2 separate regions of the Homo sapiens genome follow, and region 1 is linked to region 2. The links are chromatin loops, found by intact Hi-C in ENCODE. Cell type or tissue: endothelial cell of umbilical vein. All regions are shown on one strand. Links, peaks and the distances in the headings refer to the core of each region. The heading gives the core; the rest is flanking DNA.

Region 1 (5,383 bases), core at 107-5,106, 88 kb before region 2:
TGTGAAGTCTTTTGCCCATGCACATGTATACTGAGCAGATAAGAAAACCGAAAGTATATCACTGCCCACCTAGTCATGCCTAGAACTGGAAACTAGCCAGTACATGGCTAGCCATCATTATGAAAGGAATCTGGAGTTATAAAGGTGAGGCTTACCGGGTGTCAGTCTCAGCAGCATGCCAATTGCCAATTAAGCTTTCCTCTGGATAGATTGGCTCAGAGACTGTCATATGAAACTGGAGGCTCCAAAGGGAAGCTTCTCCAGAATCACTCTTATTGGTTATTTCTTGATGGCCCAACGTGGTCCCCAGGGTCATCAGCAGGCATGCCCTCATGGAAAGCTGTAGAAGGGCAGTGTGCCAAGGGGTGTGGCCACAAGTCTTGATGCTAATGCTCCCTAAGAGAGCCCAGCCAAATCCAACCTTAAAGGCGTTACTGTTAGGAATGGAGGGACAAACTGACATTTTGTGCCCCCTCATGAGAAGCAGCAAAACACACAATATCACCTATGTAGTAGTTTTGCCAGAAACGTTTCAAAGTAATGTAAACTTAAGGAGTAAATGAAATAAATCTAGAATGTGGGACACTCTGTGACAGTTCCTGGACTCTTCAAAAAAGCCAATATCATAAAAAGCAAAAAAGACAAAAGTGGAGGAGAATTTTCTAAGTTAAAGAAGCGTAACAACAAAATACAGCATGCTAACTTGGCTGGATCTTTGATTTAAAAAAATTCTATAAAATATATATTGGGGATGATTGGGGGAATTTAAATATAGACAGCACATTAGATAATATGGAATAAGTGTCAATATCTTGGGTGAGTACTTCCACGTACTTTAAATAAATAAATATAAATAAGACAGGGAGAGAAGTGTCACAAATATGGTAAAATTGCACAATCTTAGTAAAGGAAAAAAGGGGACTCGTACTATTTTCAACTTTTCTATAGTGTTCTATTTTTAAAATAAATAATTGGGGGATTTAAATGTTTTCCAATTATCAGAAATATTCAGAGCACTGTAGTAATTTACTCCTTCATGTTGAATGCACCTAGACATGAATTTCCGTGTCTACCAGTTACAATAAGATAATAATATCAACAATTAAAATAACCCTGAGAGTTCCTAAAATTACACAGCTGTCTAGTGTTCTGGTGTCCAAAATACGTTAACACATTTATCTCATTAGATATGACTTGGTCACTGAGCACTATAATCTTCATTACAGATGAAACCAGTTGCCCAGCAAATCAGTCTTCTCTTCCCATCTCTTAATTTTGAATTGATGATGTCTGGTTTGTTTTTTGTTTGTTTGTTTGTTTGTTTGTTTGAGATGTAGTCTTGCTCTGTCACCCAGGTTGGAGTGCAATAGTGTGATCTCGGCTCACTGTGAGCTCCGCCTCCCTGGTTCAAGTCATTCTTCTGCCTCAGCCTCCTGAGTAGCTGGGACTACAGGCGCCCGCCACTACGCCTGGCTAATTTTTGTATTTTTAGTAGAAACGGGGTTTCACCGTATTGGCCAGGCTGGTCTCGAACTCCTGACCTCATGATCTGCCTGTCTCGGCCTCCCAAAGTGCTGGGATTACAGACGTGAGCCACTGCACCCGTCCCTGTTGATGCCTGGTTTTCTTCTACAATCGGCCATCCAGCACAGGAACTTGGTCCTGGCACAGTGTATGTCCCAGCCCCCTTACTTTGCCCAGCTCCCCAGATGCCAGGGTTTCTTATTCATAGATATACAATGGATTCTATCTAGTGGGGTAGCAGGGACTTTGGCTCTTTAGCTGCTCAAATGAGACGCTGTCCCAAACTACTTAACAGTGGGTATGTTTTCCATCTGGAAAAAAAAATGCAGTGAGCACTGCATTAATTGCACAACTGTTGATCTTCAGGCACTTGAAAGGGCAGGAAAAGAGTAGAACTTTACAAAAAGGTAATAAGCACTTTTTAGAACCTTTTTCTTTTGGTTATTAGAGAAATTCAAGGGTTAAGTCACAGGACTATGAAATCCTATGGTGTACAGAACTCCTTTAAAGTCAGAGATAATTTAACCAGGTTACTCTTAATATTTGCACAGCCTGGAGATACATACGTGAAAGTTGGTACAAAGGAATGTCTTATATTTAGATGGCTGAATGGTGACTAGAGGCATTTCTTACTGACAGCAGCCTCATGCAAGACACGTACAACAGGGGAATTATTTTAACAAAGAACAACAAAAAGGCACTTGCTCCTCAAGCTTGCCATCAAAAGGCTTAAGTGAATTTGTGTGGAGAAATTCTGTGCTGGGGAAATACTAGCAAAAAAAGCAAACAAACAAACAAACAAACAAAAACAGTATTTCACTAAGTTGCTAATTAGGTAATAATTATCCAAGGCAAGGTGTAGAATTCATATCTCACTCTAGAAATGTTTAGGTCAGTCCAAGAGTCCAACAACTCCACAGAATAGTAAATTGTGGACTCTGAGCCAAAATCTCAAACAATGATATCAAATATGGGTGATATTAGAACAATGACATTAAACACTGTAACACTTCCACAGGAACTTGTAGCCATGATAGGAATTTCCTAGTCAGCCTCCTCCCCTCCATGCCCCCTGCACCCCCATTAACGTTAACAGACCCACTCACACAGAGAAAGCCTCGCTGGAGTGTCAGAGGCTTGGGCAGGAGATAATTCGCCGTTGTGCTTGGAAAATCCTGCAGTTGTACCTGCAACAGGCACCTGAGGAGGCTGGGCAAATATTAATATATAATACTTACTGAGTGCTTCCTATGAACTAGGACCTCTGAGAAGAGATTTATGTGCAGACCTCCTCTAACCTTTCCAGCAGCCCATGAGGTAGGCACTATGATTTTATTTATTTCTGCAGTAAGGAGGCTGAGGGTTCAAAACGTCAAGCCACAAAGAACAAGTAGCAAAGCTAGAATTTGAGCCTACTTAATCTGACTCCAGAGACTGGGCTTTTAAACATTTGTACTTATTCTTTCAAACAAGAGACTGAAGCACAGCAATTCTGTCATTGATAATAGCCCTTCTTATATAGCTCTTCATAATTTATACATTTTTAAAAATATTACTTCCTTTACCACTGCAGTGGTCTCTTGTCTGCCATCCCTAAAAAGGGAAACCTCATTGGCAGAACTGCCTGAGCCAGTGAACCAGGTCTGGGCTGTCCAAGGCCAGTGTCTCTCTTTATCCCACCCTGCATTTGGTGCCAGATCTTTTTGCACAGTTCTTGTTAAGTGTTCAGATTTCTCCTTAGTCTTGTTCATCAGGAATACAATAAAAAAACTCTGGGACAGCCTGTCTCTCTTGAAGTTGCCTCATTTGCCATCTGTCTCAAATTTGACCCCACCCTGATGCTCTTTGCTACACTGGTCATCTTCCTTCTTTTAATTGATCTTCTTGGTAATTTTAGTCCAGCTGGAGCATTTGGCTCTGTGTCTCAGGGATCTCTCTCCACTTCAGCATTTATCAGCCCTATTCCCTAATTAGAGGAGCGTAGGCGGTAAAACATCCACAAAGCCTGTAGTGCAATACAAATTATCTACAGCTTTCAGATGTTTATTTTACTAATTATCTGCCAAAAATGTGATTTCTTTTTCTGCCCAACAGAAGGTTTTTGACTCCCCTTTTGTAGACAAAATTGCTTGATAAGATTGACAGATGTCAGCATAAACAGTGAGACTGGCCTTTTCCAAAATTGCATGACTTTATAATAGCTGTGGCAGAAATCAACCAAGGGACTCAAGGGGAGAGCTCTCGGTGAAGCCACACACAGAGTGAAAAAAGAGTGAGATTTCATGACAGTGCTCAGAAGCCATAGATACACTTGGAAAGAGCATCAGAATTTACTATAGAATTAATAAGGATGGACAAGGTAATAATTGAATTGTGTTTATAGACTACAGGTGGATAGCAATGAATGAATGGGTAATTAAACAAATGTAGGAACAAACATTAGGTAAGCATAAACTATGATGAGTGCTTTCACACGTATAAATTCTCCCCATGGCTCTGCTAGATAATAATTATTATTTCAGTTTTATAGATGAGGAAACTGAGGCTCTAAACGGTTGAGCCTTGCCAAGATAATCCAGCCAGAAGCTGCAGGCTTCTGAATGTAGATTTCTCTTGCTTTGGGTTGCTTCAAGTGTACCTAGGATTTTGTTTTTATTCAGGTATGGTGAGGCCAACAGATAAGATGGTTGCCACCGAAACGATAGTTTGTCATAGTGTCCAAGAGGAGTGAGCTCAAATACTGTGCAGGGCCACAGGGAAGTACCATGGTCAATCAGGAGGAAGAAGGAGGGAGGGGGCACAGTCTTTATTGTGTCTTTTGCATGAAGAAATGGGTGAGGCAGATTAAGCAGCTGAGCAGGCTTAGGATAGCAAGGTTTGAACAATTTGGGCGAGCTCTGGGCTGTAGGAGTGGTCTCTGATTGTTTTGTACCTAGCCCTGGTGTGATCTGGACTGTAAAAATCCAATAACAGAAGACACATGGGGATCCAGGATTGGTTGGTTTACATATGAAAGCTGTGTTCACAGGTAAGTTTTTTGTTTTCCCTAGGAATTAACTAACCCTGAGAGGGGCAGTCAGTTTTTCACTAGATCCACAAGGCCCCAAGATGTCAAAACATCATGAAATATAGAAAATAAAAAACCATGATTAATACATGAGCAGAATTTATAGTTTCTATCTCTACAGTGATGAATTACTGAATTTCTGGAAGTTTAGGATGTCATTTTCCAAAACGCAGTAAAAAACTAACCTGAAATGGCAGATAAACCTTTTCAAATACTTCCAATGTCCATTCTTGTTCTTTCTGTGTTTTGGGTTCACCCCCAAGCAAAACTTTTATTCCTGAGTCTGGTCTTGCTGTCTTTTCCATTGCTAAGGAAATATCTTCCCTGACTTAGAGGCAACCTCTTTGCATGTACTACAGCTGCCTATTAATGTGGTCACTATAGAAACTACATGTCAACTGAACTCCCAATTTTTTTCTCAAACTTTATTTGAGAAAATATTATTTAAGAATATAAGCTATACTTATCTTTGCCTTCTACATTATTTGATGCATTGAGGTTCATAGGCAGAAGTCAGGAATGTTTCCAGGTTCTGTGTGGAGCTGAACCTCCAGGTAAGGCCTAAGGATTCCAGCTGCGAAGGTGTAGAGTAGGCAGAGGCTGAGAGTTTGGGAAATCTCTAGATACACATTACAAGCACTTGGTCACTAATCCTCCTGTTCCACCGTTCTCTTTTGTGTTCATATATGTCTCTTATTAAATAATCATCATGCTAACACTAATGAAAATATCTGATTTTTCTTGAGCATTTACTCTGTCTCTGGCATTGTGCTAATTTCTTTATATTCATTT
Region 2 (5,383 bases), core at 289-5,288:
ACTTCTCTCACACACTGTTAATTTCACGCACAAAATGTGAGGGCCTCTGATTCAGGACAACATTCAGTTTCCTCCACCACACACCTGACCAAGCCAGCCAGAGACTGCCCCAGATTGCCCGACAGCAGTGACCGGCTCCCCGGCCTCCTGGCCATTCTGCTCTGTTGTCCCCTCAGCCTGTGCTGCTTCAGGCCAGGTGGTGTTTGGTTTCTCCCACCCACTTCTGTTCTTATCTCTTCATCACCAACCACAAAATGGGATTCTGTCCCAAACTGTAAGTGGAATGGGGAACTCAAGAGCCGACGGTGGGCAGTCACTGCCTCATCTGAGAGCAGCCTGGAAGGCCAACTAGGAAGGTTCCGCATCTCTGCCATGGACGACGCCCGTGCTACGGGTCATGCTGTGTCTTGGAAGAAAGCCAAGAAGAGGCAAGGCCTCCTGGGTTAAAAGGCCTCCTGGGTTAAAAGGTGTTTAAAGAGGAATGTCAAACCCTGGTGTGATCAGGGCTGATGACACCTTGAGGAGCTGCTGAAAGATGGGGGGAGCAGGGCCATGAGTCAGGAAGGTCTACCCATTTTGAAGCAGGACACCAGTCAGGGGCTGGAATATTGGGTACAAGCCTATTCCCTCAGAGGATGACAGTGAATAGCTATGTCACATGCCAAGATGGCTTACATTAACAGCATAATTAAACCCCAAGAAGGAAAACAAAATGCAGTTCAGGAAACCAAGGCAGAAGAGGCTCAGGTGTATGGCCTGGGACATGGCTTGGGAAGGGCAGGTGATTGCACAGTGATGGCTGTGAGATGCCAAGAGTTCATCCCTGGCATGTGGACTCTGGGCTCAGGGAAGCCAGACTAATTCTAGACCCCAACATGTAGGTACTGAGCCAACTGATATTTGTCCACCTGGGTCAGGAATTGCTCCAAGACTAGGCAGGGCTGAGCTTCCAGGGTGAGGATTCTCAGGACTGCAGCCTGAGCGGCTGGGGAAGGCAAGTACTGACCATCAGGAATCTTCAAAGCTTGGGGAACCTGGGTTTCCTTCCCAGAATTGGGAAATAAATTTATTCTACAGTGGAGGTCGAACCAAGTATGCCTATTCTAAAATTAAAAAATAAAGACCCCAAACACCTTCCACTATAAGAGGTAGAAAAGATAGTTTCCTTTGTTGATAATTTTATGTTGGAGCTATGAAACTGCTATTTTTATACATAAAAAATTCACCCAATATTGGCAATTTCACAGGATTCCATCTTAGTAAATGTCCTACAAGCCTTGGACAATGTGAACTCTTTCCGTGGGAAATGCAGTGACCATTTCAAATCGTTGGGTAGTGAACTTTCCTGGTGGCTTTGTTTCCTCTACTGTAAAATGTGTAAAATCCACACTGATCATCCTTCAGCAGAATTGCTTCAAAACATAATAATGAAAATAATAATCAGTCACTGAAAGAGAACATGAGGTCATGCTAGAGAATGTGAGGTTATTGTCATGCTAACTTTATGCATTGAATATTATAATAACACTCTTCTGTATGTCATCACAATTAAGACTAGTGTTTATGAAAACAAGCCATCAATGTCATGTCTTTCCACTCTTTTCCCCAATTCATTACTACTTCTTGGCATCCAGGTGCCCTCCCTCTGGGTGCAGGCCAATCATTTTGGAACAGAGGTTACTCAGAACCAGGCTTGTCTCTAGTGGCCTCCTGGGTGTCTTGTGTCTAGTGATCCTTGGCACCCTGCAGCCTTAGCTCACCTTCTGTATCACAAAGACAGGGGTATCAAAGGGCAAAGGGGGAAAGTCTAAAAGGAAGCTCTTAGAACTTTCGCTGGGTGCGGTGGCTCACATCTGTAATCGCAACACTTTGGGAGGCAGAGGTGGGCAGAGCACTTGAGGTCAGGAGTTCGAGACCAGCCGCCTGGCCAACAGAGTGAAACCCTGTCTCTACTAAAAATGCAAAAATTAGCCAGGCATGGTGGTGCATACCTGTAATCCCAGCTACTCGGGAGGCTGAGGCAGGAGAATCGCTTGAACCCAGGAGGCAGAGGTTGCAGTGAGCCGAGATCGTGCCACCGTACTCCAGCCTGTGCAACAGAGTGAGACGCTGTCTCAAAAAAAAAAAAAAGAAAAAGAAAAAAAAGAAAGCAAAAGAAAAAAAAAAAAGAACTTTCCAGGCCAGAAAAGAATCTCCCTTCTAGGCAGGAACAAACCCCTGTCATCACCCACTGTGTTCCCTGCTTACGCACACCCTGGGACACAGGAAAGGCATGTTAAAGCCAGTGGCCCTGCGTGGATTGTTCCTCTTATTTGTTTACATAACCCATGACAGATGCCAAGTCAAGCAGTGGAGGAAGAGCAGGCAGCACAGAGTGTCACTCAGATGAGCCCTTCCCTGCCCTTGCCTTTTCCACTTTCCATGAGGAGGCCAGCAGACACTTTGGGGCTGCTGTAAACCTTCAGTTAAATGGCAGCTCAGTGACAATGACAGCAAAGCTGCATTCCCCCATGGCAGACACGCCATGTGGGCACTTCCTCAGGTCTGCTGGGAAAATCGGAGCGTCATGTGCAGACCCTGCTGGAGGCACAGCAGGAAGTGACCAGGCACAGGCTGGGCAGTCCTTCTTCCGCCCCTGAGTCACTGCCACATGCATGAGAAGGGAACTCAGTGCAGGCTAGACAGAAAAGGTGGAGGCTCAGGCAAGAGGATCAGGAAGACATTTAGATAAAGAGGATGACGAAGTTAACACAACACCCACAACCCCACGCACACAGAGATTTACACTCACACACGCACTTGGCATCTGTCCTCAGTGAAGAGCAATTAAAGACACACCCCCTCAGATTCAAACAAGCAAGCATTAAACGGATTGCAATTATTCTGGAACAAACATAATTCCAATTTGTGTTCCCAGTATCTATGCAGCAAACCCGAATTTCCTAAACTAGCACCAACTTCCTTTTACTACACCCACACCTACTTTCCTATTTCAATACGGTCCCCAAGATACATGGAATTTGGAAATATATCAATCCCATTCTTTTCTCCTTGCATTGACTTTTTCCATTCCTCCCAATCTTCCAGAAAATATTTGGCCTCTCTCTCTAAATCTATTCCTGGATTCATGCAATAAGTATTTTTTGAGTATAGTGAGTAGCTGTTACATGCCAGGCACTGTACTAAGTGATAGGAACACAGCAATATGCAGAAGACACCAGAGCCCTGTTCCCACAGAGTCTGTTATCTTAATGCAAATTCCTATTTCTTTTCTTTTTTTTTTTTCTTTTTGAGATGGAGTTTCACTCTTGTTGCCCAGGTTGGAGTGCAGTAGCATGATCTCAGCTCACTGAAACCTATGCCTCCTGGGTTCAAGCCATTCTTCTGCGTCAGCCTCCTGAGTAGCTAGGATTACAGGTGCCTGCCACCACGCCCAGCTAATTTTTTGTATTTTTAGTAGAGATGGGGTTTCACCATGTTGGCCAGGCTGGTCTCGAACTCCTAACCTCAGGTGATCCACCGGCCTTGGCCTCCCAAAGTGCCGGGATTACAAGCATGAGCCACCGCGTCCAGCCGCAAATTCCTATTTCGAGTATGTCCTCTTCCATCTCTTAACTCATGGCAAAATTGCCCATACCAATATTTGGCAATTAATACTCTGCTTTATTTTTGTTCATTGTTCTATTGTATTGTTATTTAACACTTTATAGGTATCTACATGGTCTTATTAAATGAACTCTACAAGATCTATGAGGACAAAGACCTCATTTAAATTTTTCTTTGTATTTAATAGCTGTCTTGGGGAGCATGGTGAAAATGAAAATATGTAACAAGATAATAAGAAAGAATGGAGGTCTTATCATTCCTTATTTCACTAGCCAAGGCCTAACCCAGGATTTCTCAACCTCAATACTATTGATATTTTGGACCTAATAATTCTGTGTTGAGAGGGCCTGTCCTATGTATCATAGGATGTTCAGCAAAGTGCCCTCGGCCTCTTTCTATTAGATGCCAGAAACACTCTTTTCCCATCTGTCACAACTAAAAATGTCTCCAAACATTGCCAAACATCCTCAAGAGTTGAACAGGAACAACACTAACCACTGGCTCACAATATATCTGATATGTCTTGAGCTTCCTTTCTTGTTTCTATGTCATTAAATTCATACACACATGTGATATTGACATTGAAACAAACACAAATTTAATTTTATGTGTGACATATTTTCCCAAGGCATTAAAAAGTGATTGAGTAAGCTCAGTACACTAAAATGCAGCCCCTAGGGCCTAAGAGTGAGGAAGACAGATCCCAAGGGTCATAATTTGCTCCCCAAATCTATTTTGTGTCTTTGGAGAATTTCTTTAATATTCCAACAGCTGTAAGTCTATAAAGCCCTCAAGACAATCTCCTGGGATAGTTAGTGCCTGCTTATTTAACTAGGGCTAGCTGGAATTCATGGTCAAATTGCCATCATCCACATCCTTCCTGCAGTTTATAGTTCTAAATTCCCATCCCATGTGACTGCAGTAGTGCAGCCTCCTCCTTGCATGATACTAGTAGACTAGAACCAGGAAGTCAAAGGGAATGTCACCTTTTCCTTTTGTGTGAGTGTGCTAGAGGGGCAATGTCAGCTCATGCTAAGGTTGAAAATTCTTCCTTTGAAAGATGGCCTGTCAAATGTGCCTTAGGAATCACTTATTATTTTTTTTTTTTCTTGAAACAGTCTTGCTCTGTGGCCCAGACCAGAGTGCATTGGTACCATCTTGGCTCACTGCAACCTCTGCCTCCCATGTTCAAGCAATTCTCTTGCCTCAGCCTCCCAAGTAGCTGGGATTACAGGCATGCATCACCACACCTGGCAATTTTTGTATACTTGTATTTTTAGTAGAGATGACGTTTCACCATCTTGGCCAGGCTAGTCTTGAGCTCCTGGCCTCAAGTGATCCTCCACCCTCGGCCTCCCAAAGTACTGGGATTACAGACGTGAGCCACCACACCTGGACAAGAATCACTCTTAAATAAGATATAAAATTGCAGAACATATTTGTCCCTGGCATTCACCATTTAACAAAAATGTTATTAAATATTCTTATAGATTTTTTAAAAAGCTTCCTTCTGGATTTTTTTAAAAATAAGAATGAAGTCACAATTAATTGGAACCTAGAGACATACACTTACAGGTTTGTTAGGACACTCCTGGGTGGGTTTCATGAGGAAGCAGAAGGAGGACTGGGGAATTGTGAAGCCTGCTTGATCGTAAGGTCTCTGAAGGCAGGGAGCGATCAAACCCTTCCACTCTCAGTACCTCCAGCACTTGGTACAGTGGTGGGCTTTTACATATAATATTCAGTTCAATAAATGTTTGTTGATTAAATAACTTCA

The links. Peaks named below come from ENCODE experiments on the same cell type or tissue, not always from the same donor. Only the 100,000 strongest peaks of a DNase experiment are listed, where the experiment ranks them.
Region 1: it touches region 2 in a loop (4-fold over the local background); 1 of 110 quality-filtered maps calls a loop at or near these places.

What each region holds. Positions count from the first base shown.
Region 1 is chr5:67,908,228-67,913,610 of GRCh38, forward strand. It overlaps LOC105379007 (a long non-coding RNA gene), which reads left to right and starts at 2,644. Exons shown (of 4, transcript XR_948392.3): 1 at 2,644-2,841. In endothelial cell of umbilical vein, for the core only: no CTCF peak of the experiment used is centred there; a DNase peak (open chromatin) is centred at 2,594.
Region 2 is chr5:67,996,506-68,001,888 of GRCh38, forward strand. No RefSeq gene overlaps it. Among named protein-coding and RNA genes, the nearest start is that of LINC02219, 190 kb to the right of the region's middle. In endothelial cell of umbilical vein, for the core only: no CTCF peak of the experiment used is centred there; a DNase peak (open chromatin) is centred at 2,606; H3K27ac peaks cover 1,355 bases.